2 separate regions of the Homo sapiens genome follow, and region 2 is linked to region 1. A link is an interaction called in ENCODE POLR2A ChIA-PET data of the cell type or tissue named here. Cell type or tissue: A673. All regions are shown on one strand. Each heading gives the region's core, and the rest is flanking DNA. Links, peaks and the distances in the headings are about the cores only.

Evidence for each region. ChIA-PET counts read pairs that join two places held together with the same protein. Peaks named below come from ENCODE experiments on the same cell type or tissue, not always from the same donor. Only the 100,000 strongest peaks of a DNase experiment are listed, where the experiment ranks them.
Region 2: POLR2A ChIA-PET joins it to region 1 with 12 read pairs; 2 of 35 experiments call an interaction of 5 or more read pairs at or near these places.

The regions. Positions count from the first base shown.
Region 1 is chr3:108,189,134-108,192,043 of GRCh38, reverse strand. It overlaps IFT57 (intraflagellar transport 57), which reads left to right. Exons shown (of 11, transcript NM_018010.4): 6 at 401-523. Among named protein-coding and RNA genes, the nearest start is that of IFT57, 32 kb to the left of the region's middle. RefSeq lists a silencer at 2,495-2,695. In A673, for the core only: no CTCF peak of the experiment used is centred there; no DNase peak of the experiment used is centred there.
Region 2 is chr3:108,485,680-108,488,606 of GRCh38, reverse strand. It overlaps MYH15 (myosin heavy chain 15), which reads left to right. Exons shown (of 41, transcript NM_014981.3): 10 at 2,081-2,184. Among named protein-coding and RNA genes, the nearest start is that of MYH15, 23 kb to the left of the region's middle. In A673, for the core only: no CTCF peak of the experiment used is centred there; a DNase peak (open chromatin) is centred at 1,466.

The DNA.
Region 1 (2,910 bases), core at 1-2,500:
CCCACCACCATGCCCGATTTAAGTGTTTTCTTACCAAACATGAGTGAGTTTTCTTACCAAACATCTTCTCTACTGTTACCAATTAACATACCTAAATGGCTTGTTGGTCCATTTGATGGTATTCCTATTGAGTTCAATCTGATGTCTCAGAAACATTTTTCCTTGTAAAAATAGTTGAATCATATATTTGCTTCTTTTTTAATACATATTTTGCTATTCTACCAGGTTGGTGCATTATTTTCTTTCAACATTGTAGGAAGACAGAAAATAATTTCTTCTTCCACTATAATTTTAACACTACCAATTCTTGATTTAAATTGTGCAGTACTGCTAAAATGCCTCAAATTTTTACCATTTCTTTTTATAAACTCTCAATCTTGTGATATCTTTCCTTTCTTAGGATATGAACGAGACTGCCAAACAAGAAGATATTTTGGAATCCACAACAGATGCTGCAGAATGGAGCCTAGAAGTGGAACGTGTACTACCGCAACTGAAAGTCACGATTAGGACTGACAATAAGGTATCAAAGTGGGAACACATTTTCTTAAAAAAAAAAAAAAGTTATAAGGAAACTTCAGGGTTAGGGGTACTCCCAATTATAAAAATTATTAAAGAAGGGCAGTAGGATTCAGTTTTCAGCATTTTGTCTTAATAAGGATTTAACAAATTGTTGTTAAATAACTAAATAATGTAATGTGGTCCAAAAAGCAAAGCAAAGATCTTTAAAAGAGTGATTTGGAAGACATCATATTTGCCTAGTGTTGAGGGGTATTTTCTCAGAAGATTTTCTGGGAAATCATATTATGTTTAGATGAATAGGAATTCCATGACCATACCAACTGATTAGAGTTATAAGATGGTTTAGAGCTCTGCTGCATGGCAAAACAGAAAGCAGCCTGGAAGTGGTCTTAGATAATCTATTCAATACATGTGATTAAAAATAAAATGCTGGCCAGGCGCCATGGCTCACGTTTGTAATCCCAACGCTTTGGGAGGCCGAGGTGGGCAAATCATGAGGTCAGGAGTTCGAGACCAGCCTGGCCAATGCAGTGAAACCCCGTCTCTACTAAAAATACAAAAATTAGCCAGGCATGGTGGCACGTGCCTGTAATCCCAGCTACTCAGGAGGCTGAGGCAGGAGAATCGTTTGAACCCAGGAGGCAGAGGTTGCAGTGAGCCAAGACTGCACCACTGCACTCCAGCCTGGATGACAGAGCGAGATTCCATCTCTAAATAAATAAATAAATGTTAAGAAAATAATCAAGAAGTCATATTTAATAAGATTTAGGGATTAGACCAGATTAACTTGCCCATTGTATCAAGTTTCTACTTCCTTTCTAGTTACAATTTGATAAATACTGTTGTATTAGTTCGTTTTTGTACTGCTATAAAGAACTGCCCAAGACTGGGTAATTTTTAAAGGAAAGGTATAATTGACTCATAGTTCAGCATGGCTGGGGAGGCCTTAGGAAACTTAAACAATCATGGCAGAAGGCCAAGGGAAAGCAAGGCATCTTCTTTACAAGGCCGCAGGAAGGAGAAGAAGTGAGCAGGAGAAATGCCAGACAATTATAAAACCATCAGATCTTGTGAGAACTCACTCACTTTCACAAGAACCCCATGGGGAAACCATACCCATAATCCAATCACTTCCCACCAGGTTCCTCCCTTAACACTTGCGGATTACAATTCAAGATGAGATTTGGGTGGGGACACAAAGCTAAACCATGTAATTCTGCCCCGGCCTCTCCCAAATCTCATGTCCTTACATTTCAGAACACAATCATGCCTTCCTGACAGTCCCCCAAAGTCTTAACTCATTCCAGCATTAACCCCAAAAGTCCAAGTCCAAAAACAAGGTTAATCTGAGACAAGGCAAGTCCCTTCCACCTAGTAGCCTGTAAAATCAGGGTTTGAACTGCACAGGTCCACTTATAGGCAGACTTCCCAATAAACGTTACAACCAGTATGCCTGCTGTTCTGCGTCCTCTTCCACCTCCTCTTCCCCTTCTGCCTCTGCCACCTCTGAGACAGCAAGACCAACCACTCCTCTTACTCCACATGAAGACAATGAGGATAAAGATCTTTATAGTGATCCACTTCCACTTAATGAATAGTAAATACATATTTTCTTTCTTATGATTTTCTTAATATTTTCTTTAGTTTACTTTGCTGTAAGAATGCAGTATATAATACATATAACATAAGGAATACGTGTTGTTTATATTATCAGTATCATTTCTAGTCAAAAGTAAGCTGTTAGTTAAATTTTTGAGGAGTCAAAACTACTGCACAAAGTGATCAGTGCCCCTAACGACCAACCTCTGCATTGTTCGAGGGTCAACTGTAATGACTTCAGAATAAGTTAATAGGTAACTAGGCAATACTATTCTAGTGGTAGTGTAAATATCTCTACAAAAGGGGCTAAAGAGACATCTAGATAAAAAACTGAAGGAGAATTTTCATCCTTGGAGGAGGTTGTACATAAGCCCCCAGTGTTATGGAATGAGGTTCTAGATAAGCTTATCACTCTGAAAATGTGATCCTGTGTCTGCTTCCCCCACCAAAAAAACCAAAAAATCTTACAAACATTGCTGTTTTCAGAATGCCTTAGAAGCTAATTTATTCTTAGAATGTCTCCATTTGAGCTTGTACAACTGTGTCTCAGAGCAGGTAGGAAGTAAGCTAGATTCCTAGAGCAGTCCCGGGATAGGGCGAGAGCAACAGAGGTCTTACTACACTGTGAACAGCTGTAGAACAAATTCTATTCAATGTAAGTGGACAAATCCTGTAGTCCATTTACCTACTTGTTATAGAGGACAACTATTAATTGATTGCATTGCAGGTGAATTCTTTGTATAGCTCTCATATCTAAAAATATATTAATAAGAATTTCTTCTTCACTGA
Region 2 (2,927 bases), core at 280-2,779, 300 kb before region 1:
GCTGGGTATGGTAGCTCATGACTGTAATCCCAGCACTTTGGGAGGCCCAGGAGGGAGGATTGCTTGAGCCCAGGAGTTCAAGGTCAGCCTGGGCAACATAGCAAGACCCCGTTTCTACAAAAAATTTAAAAATTAGTTGAGCATGGTGGCATACACCTGTGGTCTCAGCTACTAGGGAGGCTGAGGTGGGAGGATCACTTGAGCCTGGGAGATTGAGGCTTCAGTGAGCTGTGATCATGCCACTGCACCTTAGCTTGGGTGACAGAATGAGACCCTGCCTCAAAAGAAAAGGAAAGAAAATCTTGTTATTTTTGTCAAGTATGGCAACATGAATGAACCTGAAGGACATTATGCTAAATGAAATAAGGCAGGGACAGAAAGACAAATACCACATGATCTCACCCATGTAGAATCTAAAAAAGTTGAATAAGTTCAGAAGATCTATTGTACAACATAGTGATTATAGTTAATAACAATGTATTATATACTTGAAATGGCTAACAGAGTAGATTTTAAATATTCTCACCACAAAAAAAAAAGTATGTGAAATGACAGATACATTACTTAGCTGGAATAAGCCATTCCACAATGTATACATGTATCAAAACATCATGTTGTACACCATAAATATATACAATTTTAAATTGTCAATTTAAAAAATAAAAATCATTTCAAAAACAAGTACTGTAAAAATTTTTACAGGATATTTTTATTAAAATACACATATTCACCTTCTGCTGGATTTAAGCTAGGCCAATTTTATTTTTAAAGTTTTATAAAACAAATTTATTGATGTTCTTTTCACCTAAAGTACACTGCACGTGTTTTAAGTATATAACAGGTAAGTGTTAACATATATATGAGTGTGTATGAAACTGTCACCACAATCAACATAATGCATGTATACTTTCAAAAGTGTCCTTGGATCTTTTATAATACCTCCCTCCTGTCCCTTTTCACTCATTGGAGCCCTCCTTTCCCAGCCCCAGTCCCTAAGTAACCACTAATATGCTTTCTGTCACCACAGATTAGTTTGCATTTTCTAGAATGTTTAAAGACAAAATCATAGAGTGTATATTCTTCTTGTCAGGCTTATTTTACCCAGCATAATTATTTTGAAATTCTTCCATGTTCTAGCACGTATTTATAGCTTATTCCTTTGTTTGCTGAATAATAATCCACTGTATGAATATACAACAGTTTGTTAACCCATTCAACTGCAGATGGTTATTTGACTTGTTTTCTAACAAAACTGCTATGAACATTTATGTAGCCCAATTTCTTTGTTTCTGAGATTTGGAGTTCAAGATAACCGATTTTCACTTTATTGAGCAATAAATAGAAAAATAAGATCAGCTCAAAAAAACTTCACTGGGAGCAAGTGTTGGACAGTGAAAGGTTAATGTGATTCTGCCAAGTCAGCTGATGATGCGCGGCTGACAGCCTGCCTCTGCTTCAGCCTGGATTATGTTTCCTGACTAAGTGAATCATGTCAGGACTCTTAGACATATCAGGGTGCAGCACTGAACACAGCAGCTGATTTATGGATCCCTTGAAAGACAGACTCAGTTCTCTAATAGCGAGGATGTGATGTGACAGGGTTGCCCTGCTAATGTTCCCTGGGCGCTGACCCCAGCTTCTGGCTGCTTCGTAGCTTTTGAAGCTCAGGTCTGTTCTACTTATAATTTTACAAAATACTTTTATCCTCCAGCCCTCAGTCATAAATCTAGGCCAAATTCCTGTTTTCAGAGTTTTGCCAACACACATTACGTGTCTTTTTGTTGTTGTTGTTGTTGTTTGTTTGTTTTTGTTTTTTTTTACACCAATTGAAACTGCTGCAATTGAATCCGCTTTTTGAATTTGCCAGCCTGTCTTCTCTTGGGAGGCATTAACACATGACTGACAAGTTAATAGAGGGCAAACATTGATTGTAGAAGTTTGGGTCTAAAATATGGATTTTATTTTGGCTTGTTTACAAGTATGATATAAACTGTAGACTAAACTGCGAATATTGACCAATTATTTTCTAAGGCCTTGCAGATTTCTTTAAGCTGTTTAACGAATCGTTTTCCCACTCTAGACCTGCTCCTGGTATCTGCAAATCCCTCAGACTTCCACTTTTGCTCCTGTGGAGCAGTTACTGTGGAGAGCTTGGATGATGCTGAAGAATTGCTGGCCACAGAAGTAAGGCTTGTTAGTTGTCAAAGCAAAATCTGGTAATGGCAATGAGAAATGAAAGACAGAATCTTAGAGTTCTGTTCTTAGGGACCCAGAGAAGTGGTCTTGCTTCCGTAGGGGTGTAGGGCTGCTTCTGTCCAAAGTTTACTTATTTATGAGAAAACTGCACATTGTCAATATAGTAACTTTGGAAGCTATGAAAAAGTAGAAAGATATTTCAACTCAATGGCAAACATCTCTTTTATTTGGTGTATATCTTTACAGTTTTTATTCTGTTTTTATCTATTTGCAGCTGCTTTTGTATGGTCATGTTAGTGTTTTTTGTTTTTTACCAAAAGACTGTAATTATGCTGCATAGACATTTGGCATATAGAATTTGCTTTCTCAGTTTAATCGTTTAAGCATTTCAAATATCGTTAGGAACTCTTCATAAACATTTAAGTGGATACTTAAGATTTTATCAGGCATTTGTCCTGTTGTTTATTGAGCTATTCTCTTAGTGTTAGACTCAAGTTTTTTTTCACTCCCACTGAGGTGAATATCTCTGTAGCTAAACACTTTTTCTGTATATCAGATTCACCTTATGCTAGATTCCTAGAAGTGAAAATACTAAGGATTATGAATTTTTTATAGTCTCTTGGTACATATTCTAAATTAACCACTAGAAAGATTGTACCAATTTTTTCCCTCCTGGGGTGTATGAGAATGCACACCTTGTGCAGTGGATTCTTAGGATGCAATTTTATGGT